2 separate regions of the Homo sapiens genome follow, and region 1 is linked to region 2. The links are chromatin loops, found by intact Hi-C in ENCODE. Cell type or tissue: Caco-2. All regions are shown on one strand.

Region 1 (5,000 bases), 93 kb after region 2:
TCAGCTGCGTAAGAAAAACTCAATTTCCACTCTTTTTGCAGACAATTCTTCAAAAATAGATTGCAAAGTTTTCATGTATTCATTTTACCATTTGTTCTTAAGAAGACTTACTTTAACATAATTACCAACAAATGTTTGCACCTAGCATTTCTGCTCAGAGAATGGTGTGAAAGGGGATAAAAATAGTAAGCCTTAGCCAGTGCCAAAGTTGTCAGTGGATTAAAGAATAGTGCTATCCTGGAAATGCTGCTTTAGGGGAGTTGGAGGCAGGGGGTCTTGCTGGGGATGGTGTGCAGAGGGTGGTTGGTGCAGGTAGGAAGAGGTTCCAAGCACCTTGTTAGGCTTAGTTTCTGTGCTATTATCTTAGGGCTAGACTTTTGGGAGGGGTTGTACTTGTACTTCAGTTTGTATGTGGGTCATGTTTGCACCATAGCGGGTGTGGTTATTGACAACTGTGTTTCCCGGTGGTTCCCCTTCCAGCCCATGCTCACCAGATGCCATTAGCAAGTTGTACCTTCTCTAATACCCTGAGGTTTTTCTGAGAAGGCTGCAGAAATACCCCCTAGAACAAAGAAGTCAGCAAAAACAAAACAAAACAAAAAACACCACTTAAGGGTAAGCACACAAACACATACAAATATAAGGACATACATCATAGGTATTGTAATGTTCCAATCCCATAATTTTGGAATGATTACATAGGTGGAATACAGAAGTATCCCTGCTTTTCAGCATGACTGCCCTTGATGACTCATCAAAAAACAGCAGTGCTAGTCATCTTAGACACAGAGGATGTGTGCCATTTAGACTTGTTCTTTTAAATAGTGAAAATTATTGCTTTATGGTTTTATTCTGTGCCCCCCGCCCTCATGCCCCTATGGGCCAGAGAGGCAGTTCACCAACTTCTCTCCAGTTGTGCCTCCCCTTCCTTCCTGTGACTTTAGGGAGTTTGTACGCATCTGCTCTAGTCCTAGAACCATGGGGCCTTCATAGCCCCTGCGCAGTAGCCAAGAGCAATGGGCCTTCTTACGGAAGGAAGAGCTCAGTTGGCAAGTATATCCTGAGCTGAGTTGTGAAGGCACACATTCATACCTCTCTTTATTTTTAATGGGGTTAGCACAGTCTTCAATCAATAGCTTAACTTCATCTCTGCTTTTATTTCTGCTCCTAGCATAAATTATTTAGCACAAATGCAGACATAATCTCAGAAATTACTTAGTATTAGTGTCCTGCTGTGAGCATCATTTTCTTGAGTGTGTTGTGTTCTAACCGCAAATTAGCAAAAGACCCTTCAAGAAAGTCTTTCTGTGGATTCATTTAGGGGGAATTTAGAAGGTTGTAGTCAGTGCTACCTGATCACTTTTATTTTCAGTGAAATTTTGTTTTATTCATAGTATAGTTAATAGCTTTCCTGTAACACACACACACACACTCTCTCTCTCTACATATATATGTATTATGTACATTTTTAAAAGTCACTTTTTACCTGGTAATATCTTAATCCCTTAAGGATTTGTCAGTTGGCCCATCGGTGGACTGAGTCACTTTATGAGTAGGGATTCCGAAAATGCCAAGCTTTGTCTGGGGGGGTTGGGTTGGGGGAGGATGCAATAATAAAAACTCTAACCTTGAAGATGCGGGGAGGGCCTACAGACATGTTGGAATTCAACAATTAGGTATATTTTAGTGTAGCCTCATAGTGCAGCGACCCAGCTGTAAAGATGAAGTCACTCATTCCTGTAATGATTTGCTAGCTTGTTGAACTAAAGTCTAGAGTTGAAAATTCTGCTCCTTTTGAACAGTGATCTAATTGTGAAACGGACAGTTGGCTACTGACAGTTTTCAAATATTAGCCAGTTGCTGATTTTAAAAATAACTGTGAGAAAGGAAGACCAAGGTGAGAAGAGACTAAAAATCAAACAGTCACATGAGGTTTTGTATCTTCAGACAGCTGAAGAAACCCGACAACCTACAAAGATATGATATTTGCTTGGGTAGTTGTAGTTCAGGTGTTTCCTTGTGCACCGAGCCCCTAGTGCATTGCTCATAATAGGTTCTGGGGCAGAGGTACCTGCTGATAGCTCCACAGGGTCATAAGCAACTTTGAACACCCCCAGGAGCCTTGTTGTTGGGCGTGGTGGGAAATGTTAATTGGCCTCTGAGTGAACTAGGAGGTACTGTTAGGATTCTTATCCCTTGATAAACTTACTCCCTGTGGCCGTCTTGTTAATATTTAAAAGTAAAGTGTAAATCCATTACAGGACACCATAATTTAATATTTGTTGCATTTCTGAGCTATGTGGTTGCCAGCATAGGGTCAGTATCCTAAGGCCTTTGAGTTTTCTGAGTTTTAACTCTCAGCTTGACTGTGGGGTGTGTGGGCTTGGGAATTGACTTTTGTTTGAGAGTAACAGCAATCTTAGGAATTAGTGATTTTTTTGGTCCTTGCAAATGTTACTGAACACACGGAACAAGCCAGCCACCAGGCTGCTCGTGGAAGGGGAAGGGAGGCAAAGTTGGGTTTGGTCCCCCTCCCCTGCTCTTATCCCCTCCACTCCCTTTTCTTCCTGAGCTCATGCTTTTGTTGTGATAGATTATTTTTCCCGGGATTTTTTGCTTTTGAAATCTTAGTTTTTGTGTCTTTGCACCTAGCCAGTAGGAGCAGCATTGTCTGAGATCTTAGCAGGTTCCAGAGAACTGTCCATTGTGGGTAGAGTTGGGAGTGGCAAGAACTGAAATTCCAGAGGCAGGAGCCAGGTTTTATGGACTTTTCTGAGTCATACTAAGCATGAGGAATTTGGACCTTGAAAGTGGTGGAAAGCCATTGAGAGACAACAGGAGGATATATTTATCATTTCTTTTAGTTCACCTATGACATTATAGGACGTTATAGGTAAAGACTAAATGCAATTCTTTTTCTTCTTCTTCTTCTTTTTTTTTTTTAATAGGGATGGGGTCTCGCTATGTTTCCCAGGCTGGTCTGGTCTCTGTAACTACTGGGCTCAAGTGATCCTCCCACCTCGGTCTCCTGTGCCTCCCTTCCCCTTCCATGAGCAGTCCTGCGGCTGGCTTATTCAGTAACATTTGCAGACTCACTAAAAAAAGTTACTAATTCCTGGGATTTTGTAATTCCAAAGTGTTGGGATTACAGGCATGAGCCACCACACCCGACCCTAAATGCAGTTCTTGATTCCAAAGACTAAAGAATACTTTACGGGCATAGAAAAACCCCGCAGTGCTTTAACTTCTTATGTGAACATTGCTAGGGTCTTTATTCCCTCTGTAACAATTCCTGGCCCATTTACAGGATTTTTAATATTAGTATACTTTGATTTAGGTTTAGTTGGCAATCTAGATACATCCCAAACCAAACTTTTCCCACATCTTTTTTTTTTTTTTTTTTGAGATGGAGTCTTGCTCTGTCGCCCAGGCTGGAGTGCAGTGACACAGTCTCGGCTCACTGCAAGCTCTGCCTCAGCCTCCCGAGTAGCTGGGACTACAGGCACCTGCCACCACACCTGGCTAATTTTTTTTTTTTTTTTTTTTTTTTTGTATTTTTAATAGAGATGGGATTTCACTGTGTTAGCCAGGATGGTCTAAATCTCCTGACCTCGTGATCCGCCCACCTCGGCCTCCCAAAGTGGTGGGATTACAGGCGTGAACCACCATGCCTGGCCCCCAGAACTTTTTATTATGAAAAAATTCAAACTTACAGAAAAGTTGCAAGAATAACACAATAAAAGCATTATCTTCCATCTGGAGTCAACAGTTACCACTATTTTGCTTTTTTTGTTTGAACTGTGGCTCTGCTTTCTCCACTGAGCCACGTTAAATTGTTGATAATTATCCAGGCAGTTAACCTTTAAATACTTCAGCACACATCTCTTTAAAAAATGACATTCTCCTGTTTAATCAAAGTACTATTATTGCATCTAAGAAAATTAACAGTACTTTCATAATCTTTTCAATACTTGATCTTAGCCAGAAGGCCGAGAAGTGATCATAATACTTTCTAATATCCAGTCCTCATCCAGTGGTGCTCAGAATGTTATTTGTAGCTGCCCCCATCCCCAAAATAACATATTACATTTGGTTATGTCTGTTAGTCTTTAGTAGCTTTCTCACCCCATCCACTGCTCATTGTAGTAACTCTTTGAGAAAGAGTTCAGGCCAGTATTATTGCATGTCCTACATTCTGGAATTGCCTAGTGTCACTTTGATGTGTTCCCTAGTTTTCTGGTTGTTTTTTTTTTGAGTTGGAGTCTCTCTTTGTCACCCAGGCTGGGGTGCAGTGGCACGATCTCGGCTTGCTGCAATCTCTGCCTCCTGGGTTCAAGCGATTCTCCTGTCTCAGCCTCCTGAGTAGCTGGGATTACAGGCATCCACCACCACGCCCAGCTAATTTTTGTATTTTTAGTAGAGATGGGGTTTCACCATGTTGGCCAGGCTGGTCTCGAACTCCTGACCTTGTGATCCGCCTGCCTCGGCTTCCCAAAGTGCTGGGATTACAGGTGTGAGCCACTGCGCCTGGCCAATCCACTGTATTTTTGTAAACCAGAAGATAAGTCTAAGAGCTTGATTCGATTTAAATTAAAAGTTTTTGGCAAGAATACTCAGAAGGTAATCTTAGTTTGTTCTAGTTGGTGATAACCCAGTTTGGGCACTTGGTTAAGTGGTACCTATCTGATCTCTCCATTGTAAATGCACGTTTCCCCCTTTGCAGTTATGTGATCTGTGGGAAGAATTTGTTTTTGATTTTCTTTCCAAAGTGTAGCCTTACAAGATTTGTTTTTTGTTTGTTTTTTTTCTGGTTTGTTTTCTTTTTTAAATCCAAGCCTTTGCGGAGGTCGAGGCCAAGCCACCCACCTTGGCTTCTCAAAGGGCTTGGATTATAGGTGTGAGCCACCTTGCCTGACTCCTTACAAGTTTCCATCAATCATGCTCTTCCAACGTGCCTTTGTAGAGTAGGTTGGCCCTTCTGTTTCTGTGGACTTGGGTCT
Region 2 (5,000 bases):
AGATGGCCGGAAACAAGATGGTGGAGGTAAGGGAGATGCTGAGAGCTGGACAGAGGCTCTGGCACCACTGAAGTTCCCAGAAGTCAGGGCAGAGTTGGGGTCCAAGGAGGTCCAACCATGAGGACAGAGTGTAAGTGGATGTAGGGCATAGCAGAGGACCTGGCCACCTTTTAGTTGAAGAGGAAGTGATGAACAGAGAGAGAAGGTTGTTAGGAGGAGGAGGTGACAGAGAAGATAACATTTCTCCAACTGGAGTTAAGGTCTCAAGCTACATAGGGTGTGGCTGCAGATCCTGGAGGTTGGTTTTACCACTGAAAATCCCATGTCTCCAGAATATCTTTAGTCCCAGGCAAATCAGGATGGTTGATCTTCCTGCCCAAACTGCCCACTCCCAATCCCCTTCCCCTTGCCTTCTTCTATTAGAGAGACCAGGAAGCTAAATACTTGGTTCTCCAGTGGAGGCAGTGAGACATGGTTCAGGAAAATGAGATGTAGGCTGAAGTCCACTGGGAAGGCATTCCTTCTGAAATATAGACACAAAGTCTTGCCAGGAAAAAACATTTGGCCCTTCCTTCCCCTTCTTTAAGTAGCAGAATCTCTGTAATTTTTTTTTTTTTTTCGAGACAGGGTCTCACTCCGTCACCCAGGCCAGAGTGCAGTGGCACTATTATAGTTCACTGCAGCCTTGAACTCTTGAGCCCAAGCATTTCCTTGCCTCAGCCTCTCAAGTAGCTGGGACTACAGGCATGTGCCAACATGCCCAGCTACTTTAAACTTTTTTTTTTTTTTTTTGTAAAGGCAAGAGTCTCACTTTGCTGCCCAGGCTGGTCTCAAACCTCTAGGCTCAAGTAATCCTTCCACCTCAGCCTCTCAAAGTGCTGGGATTACAAGAGTGAGCCACCACACCTAGCCATAATCCCTGAGATTTGGCTGGACAGTCAAAAGCTACATTTCCCCACATGTAGATATGGCCATCTGATCACATCCTGGCCTATGAGATGTGAACAAAAGTGCCAAGTGCAGCTTCCATGCCAGTTCCTTAGAGCAACAGAGTATACCCTTCCTTGCCATTGCTTGGTTAATGGACTCAGACGATGAATGGGCCAACCGATTCACTCCTTGAATGAACATGTTTGTTTGACCTGTGCAACATCAGTGCCTTCTTCTGATCATAGCACCCCAATTTTCCTTCAGACAATGAAGCAAAGGCTATAGGTGCCCTGGCCATTGTCCTAACCTTCAATGCACGCTGGCCCAAGCTTCGTCTCTTTGTCTGAGGACTTTCTCAGACCAGCAGGGACCATGCTCTTCCATGCTGGAAGTTCTGGGCAAAAACTCTCCTGCTAGCAACTGTCAGACAATGACTGACAGAAGTTGGTAGATGAATACCCCAGCTCCCTCAGCACTAAGATGGGATAACATTGAGGTCTATGTTTGCTATGGTTTGAATGTGTCCCCCCAAAAGCATGTATTGGAAACTTAATCCGCAATTCAAATGTGCTGGGGAGTGGAGCCTAATGGAGCCCTCATGAGAATGGATTAATGCCAGTTGTGAAAGGGCTTGCGGCTGCGAGTTCAATCTCTTGTTCACCCTCACCTTCTCTTACGTTTTCACCTTCCACCATGAATGATGCAGCATGAAGGCCCTTGCCAGATGACAGCACTATGCCCTTGGACTCCCCAGCCTCCATAACCATGGGCCAAATAAACTTCTATTGTTTTAAATTGCCCAGTCTGTGGTATTCTATCATAACAGCACAAAATAGACTAAAACAATGCTCTACACTGGCTGCCAGAGTTCCCTGATGGGATTGTGCTCCAGTTGTCCACAGTAGTAACTTGCTGGATAATACTTCCTGTTTCCGCAGGCTTCTCTTCTCTGTCTCATTCCCTCAATCCCCTAATGGTGCTTTCTGGGATCATCTCCCAAATAATCCACTTGCACCTCAAATCCTCATCTCAGAGTCTGCTTCTGAGGGAGCCCAAACAAAGGCATGAAACCTTTCCCATTCCCCAGTCTCAGTCTATATGGTTAAAGTGGGCCTGAACCCCATTCTAGGATGGGTCAGACTCAGGTCTGACCAATGACACCACCATACCTCTTTTAGGTACAGGGATGGTTCAGGGATGACCATTTGAACTCAAACAAGGCCAATAACAGTTTCATCCAGGATTTATGTTGAAACGATTGAGAAAGAGAAACATTTCTCCTGTGGTTTCTAAACTGTCAGGATGTTGGCTTGTGAGCCCACAATCCTCTGAGAATGAAGCCACATCAGAGACAGAGCAGTGAGATGAAAAAGAGAAACCACATCCCAATGGCTTTAGGTGCATCTCCGGTTCCACTGTGGTGTATAAATAATTTTTTCATTTATTAGGCTGGGGCATGAGAACTCCCCTGTTCCCCACAGGCAGGACTACTCCCTATTGTTTCACATGTTTACTTTCCCTGCCTGGCCCCTGAAGCCACTGGGGTTTGCAGTCTCTGTATTTGGCTGCAAACCAGTTTTTGCTTGAGTATTCTTCCTGAACACTGTTCAACCTGAATGCTTTCGCAACACGATGGGGCAAGGACAGTTACCGAAAGTTCAACGTGGTGGAATAACCTGATTGGGAAATCAACTGTCTTTCATTTTCTCAATTCCAGGGCCATTGGGAAAGAATGAAAGGCATTTCCCTACTCTTTGCCAAGAAGGTAGCTGGGGCTTTGTGATGGAAAGGACTGGGTGTCTTTTGTTTCCCATGCAGAATTAAGAGACCGTCCTTCCCCCAAAGTCTGGGTCAGAGAGTCTCAGACTATAAAGGCAGGACTACATACATTAGGGGTCCCGGAGGAGCTTGTTCCAAAGGTGGAGGTTCAGGTCCCAGCACAGGTGTCTCGGTCACCTGGGAATTTGTCTTTCAAACATGTTTTCAATTTGTCTTTCAAACATGTTCCTCCAAACACTGAGAAACTTGGGATTCTTTTATTTGTATGTATACTTCTTTTTTCTTTTTCTTTTTTTTTTTTTTTTTTGAGATGGAGTCTCGCTCCGTCACCAGGCTGGAGTGCAGTGGCGCGATCTCGGCTCACTGCAACCTCCGCTTCCCAGGTTCAAGCAATTCTCCTGCCTCAGCCTTCCGAGTGGCTGGGATTACAGGCATGTGCCACCACGCCCAGCTAATTTTTCTATTTTTAGTAGAGACGGGGTTTCACCATGTTGATCAGGCTGGTCTCGATCTCGTGACCTCGTGATCCACCCACCTCGGCCTCCCAAAGTGCTGGGATTACAGGCATGAGCCACCACGCCCGGCCCTTTTTTTTCTTTTTCAGATAGAGATGGGGTCCTGCTATGTTGCTGGTCTCAAACTCCTGAACTCAAACAATCCTCCCACCTTGGCCTCTCAAAGTGCTGGGATAACAGGCATGAGCCACTGTGCCCAGCCTAGGATTCTTTTATTTGTAAATGACAGAAGCCCCATTTGAAACTGATTTTTACGCAAAAAGCAATTTATTGGCTTAAGTAACTGAAAAGGACTGAAGTAAGTAACTGAAAAGTACTGGCTTCAGACCTGGCTGGATTCAGGAACTCAAATGAGGTTACCAGACATAGTCTCTCGCCATCTCTTGGCTTTGCTCTTCAGTGAGTTGGCTCCAGTCTTAGTATCTACTTGATAGCAAGCTGGCAACCAATAGCTCCAGGCCTGCATCCTGCCAGGTATGAGTGTGGTGGGAAAGGAGGTCACTTCCTGGAAATGCTGCTGAAGTTGCAGCATTCACTCTGATTGGACGAACTCAAGTTGTGGTTCATCTCTGAACCAATCATTGTCACTTGAAGAAGGCAATGCTTTGATTGTCCAGGCCTGGTCACATGCTTCTTGGTGGAACCAAGGGGTATAAACAGCCTCACCTGAACTGCAGGGAGTGGAAGCGAGGGAGGGGAGGTTTCCCAAAGAAATTGGTGTCCAGTATAGTCTAGTCTAGGCCATAAATCTTCCCCTCATGTTAGGTGCTTTGGGCATCTGAGCATCCTGGGAAGTTCAAGTTGCTTTTTGGTCCGGATCACAAAAAGAGATCCATGGTGCCCACTCAGGAAATTATCAAAGCCATATGGCAGCATGTGGTGTCTCATGCCTGTAATCCCAGCACTTTGGGAGGCCAAGGATGGAGGATCACTTGAGCCCAGGAATTGACCAGTCTGAGCAACATGTCGAAACCCCATCTCTACAGAAAATACCAGTATTAGCCAGGTGTGGTGGCACCTGTAGTTCCAGCTACTTGGCAGGCTAAGGTGGGAGGATCGATTGAGCCTGGGAGGTCGAGGCTGCACTGAACTGTGATCATGCCCCTGCACTCTAGCCTGGGTGATAGAATGAGACCCTGTCTCAGAAAATAAATAAATAGTAGGTTAGTACAAAAGTAACTGTGTTTTTTGCCATTTTTTAAAAGAAGTGGTAAAAACCACAACTACTTTTGCACCGACCTATAAATAAAGCCCTAAAAGAGATTCTGTTGATTACTTCATTCCCCTTCTCCCCTGCCAACAGAACCTAATTTTGTTGGAACAAAACACAACATGTCATGTGCAGGAAATTAATTCTGATTGGTCTGAGCCAGCCATGGAAATCCTGTTGACAGTCTTGGAGTAAGCATTGGAAGCAGTCCTGGCAGTTGAGGCATTGGTGGAGGTCTGCTGAGGGTTTCTGGGAAGGAAGTTCCTTTCTATTAAAAGAGAGAAACTTTCCCACCTCCCAACTTCTTTTCTCTCTCACACATATTCTTCCAGCCTTTGGACATTGCTGTGCTAGAATGTGACATTTGAAGTTGTAGCAGCCATTTTGAGACCATGAGGAATCCTTGAGAAGCTTAGAGGCATTTGAACCAGAGCAACTCCGTCTTGAGTAGGGGCTGTATGAAATAAGGCTGAGACCTACTGGGATATGTTCTCAGGCACTTAGGCATTCTAAGTCATAGGATGAGACAGGAGGTCAGCACAAGATACAGGTCATAAAGACCTTGC

The links. Hi-C counts contacts between places; a loop is a spot of excess contacts. Peaks named below come from ENCODE experiments on the same cell type or tissue, not always from the same donor. Only the 100,000 strongest peaks of a DNase experiment are listed, where the experiment ranks them.
Region 1: it touches region 2 in a loop (5-fold over the local background); 3 of 110 quality-filtered maps call a loop at or near these places.

What each region holds. Positions count from the first base shown.
Region 1 is chr20:49,672,633-49,677,632 of GRCh38, reverse strand. The region is part of intron 1 of B4GALT5 (beta-1,4-galactosyltransferase 5); the gene reads left to right. Among named protein-coding and RNA genes, the nearest start is that of B4GALT5, 39 kb to the left of the region's middle. RefSeq lists an enhancer at 956-1,035. In Caco-2, a CTCF peak has its summit at 2,575; DNase peaks (open chromatin) are centred at 1,622, 2,102, 2,722 and 3,032; H3K4me3 peaks cover 704 bases.
Region 2 is chr20:49,766,037-49,771,036 of GRCh38, reverse strand. It overlaps LOC105372652 (a long non-coding RNA gene), which reads left to right. Exons shown (of 3, transcript XR_936825.3): 2 at 1-26. Among named protein-coding and RNA genes, the nearest start is that of SLC9A8, 44 kb to the left of the region's middle. RefSeq lists enhancers at 815-1,663, 1,664-2,513. In Caco-2, no CTCF peak of the experiment used is centred here; DNase peaks (open chromatin) are centred at 2,536 and 3,768.